Linked DNA regions of Homo sapiens: region 2 is linked to region 1. A link is a loop called in an ENCODE intact Hi-C map of the cell type or tissue named here. Cell type or tissue: natural killer cell. All regions are shown on one strand. Links, peaks and the distances in the headings refer to the core of each region. The heading gives the core; the rest is flanking DNA.

Evidence for each region. Peaks named below come from ENCODE experiments on the same cell type or tissue, not always from the same donor. Only the 100,000 strongest peaks of a DNase experiment are listed, where the experiment ranks them.
Region 2: it touches region 1 in a loop (5-fold over the local background); 11 of 110 quality-filtered maps call a loop at or near these places.

The regions. Positions count from the first base shown.
Region 1 is chr21:34,980,191-34,985,575 of GRCh38, reverse strand. The region is part of intron 2 of RUNX1 (RUNX family transcription factor 1); the gene reads left to right. Among named protein-coding and RNA genes, the nearest start is that of RUNX1-IT1, 57 kb to the left of the region's middle. In natural killer cell, for the core only: no CTCF peak of the experiment used is centred there; DNase peaks (open chromatin) are centred at 1,735 and 2,295; H3K27ac peaks cover 1,722 bases.
Region 2 is chr21:34,931,139-34,936,523 of GRCh38, reverse strand. The region is part of intron 2 of RUNX1 (RUNX family transcription factor 1); the gene reads left to right. Among named protein-coding and RNA genes, the nearest start is that of RUNX1-AS1, 98 kb to the right of the region's middle. In natural killer cell, for the core only: no CTCF peak of the experiment used is centred there; DNase peaks (open chromatin) are centred at 863, 2,343, 3,433 and 4,083; H3K4me3 peaks cover 457 bases; H3K27ac peaks cover 3,279 bases.

The sequences.
Region 1 (5,385 bases), core at 199-5,198:
TGGTGTGTGGTTGCCCTGAGAGTGTTTTAATGCTCACCATGGGCTGAGAGCTTTCAGAGAAAAAATCGTGTCATCTCCAAGATCTCACATTCTGGAATGTTCTTCCATCCACAGCTTCTACTCCTTCCCTGCCTATTCCACTCCTACAGATTGTACTTGCCGTCTTCATGGTGACCCCAGACACCTCTGGCTACCTCTGCTCTCCAAGCCAGTCAGCAAGCACCCTTTGACAAACCTAGTTCTGCCCCGATGGGCCTGAACCCAAGACTGGGTCACTCCATTGAGGTCCTGCTGGCAGCCTATTACTCCCTGCTCTGTCATCCCTATTGCAAGAAACTATGATGAGACCATAGGGAAATGAAGGACCCATCAATCTAATATCAATATTAAATTACTGTACCTTTCAATGGAGTGCTAAGTTCTTTACCTTCATTTATTAACTCAGGATGACCACTTACTTTCTCTGCTCTTGTTCTAAGTCTTCTAAGTATTATTGGAATCACATAACTACTTTGACACAATTTTTTCATCCTAACCTGTGCACTGAATACTCAATATATCCATGCACAACCTCCTACCATGCTATATATTTTGGGGCTATTCCAAACCTGGCCTGGGCTGCCAGCCCTGACCCCCATACCATGCAGCCTGTCCTCTGGGAAGATCCTGTCACCCCTGTATTCCTGAGAAGAGAAATGAGTTCTATGGAAAGTACCTGATCACTTCCTTCCTTCACATGACGGGGTCTATCTGCATCTTCATGTGACCTCTCTCTGATGGACATTGTATTTGCCCAACTACTTTGCAGACATGTGCCACATAACTGTGCTTCTGCACTCAAGCCCTCCAGCTTCCTCTAGAACTGTTCCATCAACCCTTCATTCCCTTCTTTTCCTTCCTGCACTTCTCTCCTCTCCACTCCTGGTCTCTCTCCACTGGCTGGGCATTTCTCTTGTCTTAAAATACTCTTCTTTTTGATTCTGCTATTTCTGCAAGCCACCAACTTCTTTCTCTTCTTCCTTTTGCCACCACTTCCTCTGAAATAGTGAATCTCAAACCATTTTTCCTCCACAGCGCACCAAAGAGCCGTAGCTATTGCAGTGGCCTCCCCCACAGATAAGTTATATGGAAGACTGTGTATAGTTCTATAGTTTTTTTTCTGCCCTCATATGGGACCTTCTGGTGCACAATGACATACTGAGATTGGCCACTTTGCTAACTGATTTGCTACTCTGGGGCTTATAGTCTAGGCCACTTCATCCTCCAAGAACAAATTATCCATCCTTGGCCTTGCTTTTTCACACTGTGATGATTTCTTCTGTTATCTTATTATCACTGCTTTTTCCACATTTTTTTCTCTAGCTACTCTTCCTTCTCTCTTACTCCAAATACATCCTAGACCCTGTCCCAGGCTCTCTTCTCTCTCTGGTCCACCTTGTTCCCTTTGTGAATCTGGCCACTCTTGTCTTGAACACCATAGACCCATGACTGGCAACTCTAACCCTCCAGCTCAGCCCATTTCTGGGTGCTGGCCTTATTTTCAATTGACTTCTGAACACATCCACTGGGGATGCCCCTCTGAGGAACCTTGAGGCAAATATGTCCCCAGCTGAATTAATCATCTTCTCAGATTTTCCAGCTCCCCTATTTCTGGCAGCAGCACCATTGGCCCCTGAGTCAGCAGGGCTAAACTTCAGAGTTAATGGTGATGACCCTGCTCCACCCCCACACCAAACCACTAGCTAAGTTTTAGCTACTCCACTCTGCTATTTCTGCAAGCTACCAACTTCATTCTCCTCTTCCTTTTGCCACCACTTCCTCTGAAATAGTGAGTCTCAAACCATTTTCCCCCCACAACACACCAAAGAGTTATAGCTATTGCAATGGTCTCCTCCACAGATAAGTTTTATGGCAGACTGTGTGTAGTTCTAGGATTCTTAGTAATCTAAACCCCTGCCCCAGGTAGCCAAGAATCAAGTTTGTTGTACTCCCAGCACACAAAAGAGATTGTCTTAGATAAGACAGTAAAGAGATTGTATATCATTATCATTTCATGTAATTACCTTTTATTTGACATTTAGAACATGCTGTTAGATGTTCTGATAACCCAAAAATCAAAATGTTGATAACAACTTATGAAAAAGTGAAAGCTCTGTAGTAGAGTAATAAATTTATTTTGGTGTTATTAGTAGGGGTAGTAAATTTAAGTAGCTTTTCTTCTACCCTCATTTGTAAGTCTGTTAAGAGTTTGAGAGAAATAAGGGCCATTGTCTCTGGAAAGAATGACTCATTCAGTAGTTTAGCTTAGCGCTTCCTATGATTCACATCACCATTCGAGTTTCTAATGCTTAACCTTCCTAGAAGCTACAGTGAAAAACAAGACAGATGCCTGGAGTATGATTTGGTGGGTTCAATAAAGCCTTAATCCTCCAAAATTTCTACCTCATGCGCTTGCTGGTTAACAACACATTTAATGCCTTCTCTCTTTGTAACCTACCAGACATCATGGATGAGAGAAAGAACCAAAAAGGATGAAGAACTAGGTGCCTGGAATGTTCCTAAAGATTCACTTGGGAAACAGCTTAATATAGTGGACTTTGGCAACAGACCAACTAGGCTTCAAATCTTGGTTCTACCACCTAACGGTTATAAGACCTTGAAAGATGGTTTAACTTCTGAGTTCATTTCCTATTTCAAAAGTAAAGATAGGCCACATGCAGTGGTTCACACCTGTAATCCCAGCACTTTGGGAGGCCAAGGCAGGCGGATCCCAAGGTCAGGAGGTCAAGACCAGCCTGACCAACATGGTGAAACCCCGTCTCTACTAAAAATACAAAAATTAGCTGGGTGTTGTGGCACGCGCCTGTAATCCCAGCTACTCAGGAGGCTAAGGCAGGAGAATCACTTGAACCCGGGTGGCGGAGATTGCAATAAGCCAAGATCGCGCCACTACACTCCAGCCTGGGTGACAGAGTGAGACTCCATCTCAAAAAATAAAAATAAAAAAAGTAAACATAGTAATAGTATCGCAATCATTAATGAGGCTATATAAAACATAAACAGAAAATTGACAACTAGGTATGCTAAGAGGAGAGTGGATGGTAACTTTCCCAATCCAAACTCTCTCCTCCTTCCCTTTCTTTCTCTTTCTTTCCGTCACACACACACACACACACACCCCTTTTGACTTCATAATTGAGCCTTGGACTAACCCTGGGACCCTAGTAAGAGCTACCCCTTCATCAACAACAATCTTTATTTTACTTAATGAATGATGTAAATGGTAGTTCCCTGGGTAGCTTGGACTTAGAAGTCTATCCCTAGAAGAATTCTCTACACCTTGTATGTGGCACAAAAGACTAAATCCTTGGTAAGAAAGATGGTAGCGATTTATAGTTATAATGACTTGAGTAGATAAGCGCTAATATCCATGTGATAAAGGAAAGGCAGGAAATGGACAAAGGCATTTAGTGACCTGCGGATGAAATGAAGTGCCTTCTGTCTGTACGGCTCCTCCAGCATTGGCATGTACTAACGAATGTGCCCAGCGAACTGGCATTGAGCACTTCTGTCTCACTATCCAGCTGCATTTTTAGCAGCTGTTCTGAGACTCACCCTTGCAGGCTTTTGGCCAAGCATCAGCCCCATATAAAGAAGAGAGATTTGTTGAGGGGGGCTCCTTGCTGCACTGATGGCAATGACCTACAGATACAGAAAGACCGGTCTCAGAACCATTTTGTAGCTAAGGAAACAGATACAGCCATTGTGAAACATCAAGCCATATTATTATAGTGAAAAGAGACAAAAAAAAATAGGCCACCACTGGGTGTTTTGGAACATTTGAATAATCAAGCAAAATGGATTAAATTAACTATCAAGTAAAATCTTCTTTGAAAAATCAGTTACCAATATGGCAGGAAATAATATTATTCTGAATTCCATGGCTCATGTGGATCCAAATATTTGTAAAATCTAGTCATTACTAAATCCATAAATAATGAATACTCTTTTTTTTGGACTTTCAAATAAATTTTCCAGGAGAAAGTTAAATCCATTCCTGGGTGAGCTTAAGCTGATCCATGCAAAATCTATTCCTTGGCACCAGGCTTCTAGAATAGGTCCAGGGACTCCATATTTTTATTTGCTCAATGTTTCTTGTTTAAGGGGAAGCTTGAATAGTACCATTACAGATTTTCACATCTAATTTTCACCGAAATTCAGAAGAGTATTGCCATGCCTCACTTATCCTAAACAATAACAGATTTGTCATTCTGTCACCAGCAGAATTAAGTGTGTGTCCCAGGTTTCCATGGTTGGAACAAGGACTCCAAAGGGAAGCATCTATTTTTCTCACATCAGATTGGCGTGGAAGTTAAGGACTTCAAAACGAACTCCACAAGCAATGCTATTAAAGCCGCTTCCTCATGTTTAGACCCTCAGCTGTTGTTGATCTTAGGAGGGACCCTTCCACAGACTTGTCTTCTCCTTTGATATTTTAGCCTCTTAATAATTTTAAGTCAACCATCCATAGCTGACAGTTTTGCTGATAAAGTACCTTTATAATGATAGACTTGGTGTTTAAATTTCCGCCTACGTCTTCTCTAAGTTGGTGACCTAATTGTAGCTGATGCTTCCAGTAGAAATACTCACTTGGTAACCTCAAGCTATTTCTGGGCACAGCTGAAATAAAGCAAATTGCTTTTTAAGCTGATGATTCCAGGTTCTGTGTCTTATTTTCCATTTCTTCTTGTCCATTTTTCCATGTAAGTTTTATCTGCTACCTACAAACCATGAAAAACAAATTATTCCATTCAAATCTTTGGAAACGGCTGTTCACTGGCACACAATCACAGTGTCTTGATAGTTTTTCTGGTTTTGAATTTCTGGAAGGGAAATCCTCCTTCTGAGGAGACTTCACTTTCCGTCAGTAATGGGGAAAACTGTTTCCCTCGGGATAGCAGAGGTCATTTTAAAAGAGAACACTCAGCAGAAATGAAAATCCAAACAACTGATTTTTAATTCGTGTCTCTTTGTTCAGTGATGTTGGTCCTGATTCTGCCTATGAGACGGGAATAAAGAGAGATTTCGGGAAAAGTGTGAAGCCAAACATGGGTGCTATTTAAATACCACCCTCATAATTTGAAACAAGACCCAGCTCCTCCTATCTTCACAGGCAGAATACCCCATCCCCAGGCTACGTAGGACCTGATAAATGTGGGGTGACCCATACTGGCCTGGCTTATGCCCACTGGCCTGCGTTGGTGAATAAATTGTGTGGTCTCTTCCTTGGTGTGATTTTTCCCTGGGTACTTGCAAGATGCCTTATTTAGAAAGAAAACGACAAGGCTAATGGTTCCAGAGAACTTCGTCCACTGTTTATATGAA
Region 2 (5,385 bases), core at 113-5,112, 49 kb after region 1:
TTCTATGGGGACGCCCATCCTGTTTCCATTTAAATTCGTGAACATCTGTTACACAGGAGATGGGTTAGCTACCAAGCACTACTGTTAGATTTCTCGCCAGCAAGTCTCATTCCTTCATGTGGTTTCTGTTTTCTTCTTTAAACAGTTAATTATGTTTTATTCTTTCTTCTATAAAAGCTAAATTTAGCCAAGTTTTGTACTAATTTAAAACATTTTCTGGAAATGACAGAGTGCTATTTTTTTTTAAAAAAGAGGGGGGCTGAATTCTAAGTAGTTATCACAAATGAATATGAGGGGGGAAACGAACATGGCAGCTTGTGTCTTTAAGTCTCAAATTTTATTTGATGTATGCAGACAAACAGCACTTGAGTCATAAATTCAATTCACAGTCATTACTCACATATGTGTTGTGATTCAAAGGGGGGCTTCTGGGAAGGGGGGTCTCCTGGCTTTTTATCCCGCCATGTTAGTCACCTCTTAGTGTGGACTGAAAGTAAACTCCGAATTCTGTTTGTCACTGGCTGCAGCTGAGTACAGCCGTGTGCTATGTATAAACATTGGCAGATGTACTGTTGTGTATACCAACTGCATTAGCCCATTTGCTGTTTGGAGGTATCTATTATGTTTGCTTTTTAAGTTTTAGTCAACACGTTAATATAAGGAGGAAAACTATAGCTCTAGTGGACATGCTGTATCCCAGTGGTTCTCACCTGGGAAAGATTTTACCCAGGAAGGGACATTTGGCAATGTCAGGAGACATTTTTGGATGTGACATCAGGAGTAGGGGAGGCTAATGGCATCTAATAGGTAGGGGTTAGGGATGAGCCAAAACATCCTACAATACACAGCATAGCTCTCCACAGCAATGATTCATCCAGCCCAAAATGTCAAGAGTTCTGAGGTTGAGAAACCCTATGTTAACCAGGTTACAAAAAAAAAAAGTGTCTCAACTTGTTCACTGAAGGGCTAGCTCAACTATTATTGTCATTCACAGCAATCATATTCTTACCACAATACTAAAATTCCTGAACCCGAGAGTTTTGTTGAATATGTTCAAAGTCATATTTAAACATTATTTCATTTCTTTCTTCAACTTCCATATACCGTATGTGTTTGTGAAGGTATTATCTGTGTAAAAAATCAGAAACTAAGAAACCAGGCACTTGACTCTTAGGATGTTTGGATATCAGAGTCAGGATTTAAACCAAGGTTTAAGTCCAACCACATCCCAGTTAGGAATCAGCAATGCTATGACTCCGTGAAGGAAATCATGGCAGTGGAAGGAGAGCTCACAGCTGTAGGACCCATTTCTCGGTTGTCTTCAGGCTCCCAAAGAACACATCAACTAGAATCAGCTAACGCATGAGTGACAGATTATTTTCATTATAGAAGTGTATTTCTATTTGCTCTCTAAGCCTCTTTATTAATTTCACTCTTCAAAACATATACCACTGGGTTAAGAATTCATTAAATGTAAAGATGTCACATTTTGAATCATCAAATGTAGAATAAAGACAGAATCAAAAACATGAAAAAATAATAGCAGTAAGGGAGAGAGAGGGAAAATGAATATGGGGAAGTCTAAAAAATGAAAAAGGGGAAAAATGAAGGAATATGCCTGCTGTTTCCTAATGAGTAGCTGAAAGTCTTCAACCTATGAAGCCTCCTGGATCATCTGCCAATTGTTCAACACAACTCCCACCCCTGCCTTCATCCTCTTTCCCTGATTCACACCCTCATGGCCTCTTTTCATTACAGTCAAGGTCCATCCCAGCTTTGACCTCATGAATCCATTATGCCCTCCTCTGTTACTGCTAGACCTGCAGACCCAGTGTCCACAAAGATGCTCCTATATTCTTTATTCCTGCTTCTCTGGAATGGTTTTAATGCCCCCTAAAGCACCAGCATGTGAATCGACCTTTGTGTTCATATCATGGAGTCCTCTTAGCTCCTTGGTGCCTCCAAGGCCAAGCTTCCATCACCTGCCAAGACACAGCGAGCTGGACCAATATTTGTGTGGCAGGTTGGGTGTGACATGAATGTCAAAGCCACCCTGAATTGAGGGATTCTGCTCCCCTTTGTTGAACTTCCTTTGGGTGGTAAGCCAGACATTGTCATTCAGCAAACATGGTTTCAATAAATATCTAGATGCAATCAAGAGAAACATGAAAATGACATGGCCTCAGTCCTCCAAGAGTTCAAATCTAACAGAAGGGACAAAAAGTGTCTTAGCCTAAGATGATTAAAAAAAAATTAAAAAAAAACTTGACTCAAAAGCTTATATGCTTTTTGGGGTGGGGCAACAGGGTGTACAGTCCCAAGGAAGTAAAAGTGAAAGCAAAAGAAAAGGCACAGAGCTAGTCACAGCTCATGAGAAACTTAGCTAAGCCTTTGCTCTCTCAGGACATACACAGAAAAGCTGTACGAATCTGCTGTGTCTTAGAACAAAGGCAAGCAACTTATCTGCTGGATTCTCCCTATCCACTGCCTCTCATTGATCAAAAGTTCACCCAATACAGTATTAATTCCCCCTGCACTTGCAAGTTGTTACCTGGAACCCCCAGGTAGCCACTGGGAAATCCAAGCATCTCTAAGTTCTGGCCAAGTAGCACATAGGTACAGCTGACTCCTCTTGTCAGTGAGCATCACACATGGGAATTCTTTGGTCTGTGATGGCAATAGCAGCAGCTGTGGCTTTATGACAGTATCCTTTGCCCCATTTCCAAGGCCACCCAGACCCAGAAGCAAGACAAACTCCCAGGCACTGAGCCAGGAAGGTCTGGAGTGGTGCGTGAACGGGGTCCATCACACCAGTGAGTTCAGTGCAGTGTACTGCATGCCCAGCCAACCCAAAGACCAAGGCAAGACCTAGGAACTTTTTATTTCAAAAGGAACATAGGTCTTGAAAATACTCTACTTTCAGCTACTATACGTCGAACACAGTAAAACAACAGTATTTGTTCCCTTTTCTGGTAATAAATCCTAATGACTCCAGCTTGCCAGAAGTCATAAAAAAAACATCAAAACTTGCTGAAGGATTGATAACATCCCACCACTCATAAAATGTCAGATGTTGGATTCATTGTTAGTGACCTAAAACATTAGAAACTTAGATTCAATGGAAAATAAGTGTAAACACATCAGAGCAACACAGCCTAGCTCTGGATGTAATTTGACCTAGTTATGTAGACATTTGGAAACACTGGCTTCTACCTGAGGGGCTACTTGTAGCATGTAACAAGGACGCATCTCACAGTACTCATGCACTAACAGCTCTGCAGAAGGGCACTGAAGGTTGAGGAAGAGGTGTTTAGTTTGAAACAAGTCCACCATCGAGATGTTCCCAACCACTAATTTTCCAAGATAAACTGTTATGTCCTGTGTGTATAGCTTTGCAATCCTGATTAAAGCCAACAGCTTTGGGTGAACACACACCACATTATACCCATATCTGTCCCACAATTTTTGTGCAAACTCTCTTAATACCACTTCAAAAGCATGTGATCATTATGCACACGTACATGTACGTACTAAAGTGAGAAATAGGAGTAGAAGTGAATGCATAAAAGAGGATGCACATGCAATAAGAAGAGAGATGGGTATAATGTAGGACAGACTGGCTAATTGGTCAGAAAATCATGGATGAGAGAAATGGGTAAATGGGAGAGGAGTATGGGAAATGCCGGGGGTAATGAGGTTCCACTAGGCACCGTTGGTTAACATGAGATCAGAAGCATGGCATGAGCATTTTCTAGAATGTATCACTTAGTAGTGAGAGACAGTGTGGGGAAACAAACAGGGGTAAAATTTAGAAGGAAGGCAACTTGGATTTGAATCTCAACTCTACTACTTGAGTTAGTAACCTCAGTAGAAGGGGTATAATATTGTCCCCAATATTAGGGAGCCATAAAGATTCAATGATACATTGTATCACAAATGATATCACATAATGGACTCCTCAATAAATTGTAACTGTTTTACATAGGTAAAGATCACCGGCATGGTTTTCTAAAAGAAAATCATAAATCAGCTATATGGAAAGTGATATGCAGGAAGTAGTCGTTTAGAGGGGAGAACCCACAACCCAGCAGTGGTATAATGGTAGGTTTGAAGAGGACTGGAAAGCTATGTCTGAACTGGGGACATCTCTACAGAGGGCCCTGCCAACACCTGAAACTTAGAATGTATAAAATATAACTTGTCCTCTTTTCCTCAAAACCAGCTCCTCCTCCTAACTTTCACTTACTCTTTCATTCATTCATTAATTTATTATCATATATTACTCAATAAACATGTTTATAACATCTATACTGTAATAAGCACTCTACATGAAAACAGATAAAAAGAATACAACTCTCTATAAATTAATTACCTTCATTATAAATTAAAACACCCTCTCAATCATCCAAAATGGGAATCTCATGGTTATCATTTGCTCCAAGGCAGTTCTAATGTTCCCACATCTGCACTGTCCTTACCTTTTCTTATTTAAGCTCCTAGTTTATTGGTTATCCTCCCCCACTTCAGTCCATCTTACATATGGCCAAGTTTGCTTCCTAAAAGTTCAGATGTTGTCATATTGCTATAATGCTCAAGACTCTTCCACTCCCCACTGCCTAAGGAATTCAGTACAGACTTCTCAGGGCGCTTTGAACACAAATCCAACCACTCTACGCAGCCCTATCTCCCACTGTCCCCTCCACAAGCTTCATTCTTTATTAAGATGGGGACTATCTGGTATGCAGATAGCCAGCCACATCTTCCCCTCTTGCCTGTTGCAGACATCAATAATTGATCACAGCACTCATTCTTGCTGTGCTCAGTTGTGGTCTCAGTGTCCTTCCTTCAGCCAATTCCAATCAATCAGAGTTGGGACCCCAGATAAACCTTATTTGGCCATCCCTCCTCTAGTCATCTCATCAGATAAAAGAACCACAGTCTATTTAGGCGCATATATCACGTTATATACATATAAAATATAATACATATACGTGTATATATAATGTAATACATATACATGTGCATAATACATATACATTATATACATATATAATATAATATATACATTATATATAATATATTGTATACATTTATATATGCTTTATATATAATATATACACGTGTATATATTATATACATGTATATATTATATATACACATATATATACACATGTATATATATATATAAATGTGTATATATATATAATGCATGTTGATTAACTTGTTTTCAAATGCAGACAACCCTAGCAAACAAAGACACTACCTTCCAGACGCTTAGAAAAATAATAATATTATTGGAGGGATTCTAAAGAAGTGAATCACCTCTAGGCAGCACAGATGTGTAAGGAGGATTAGCACAACCCAAGTCAAAATTCCTTTTATGCG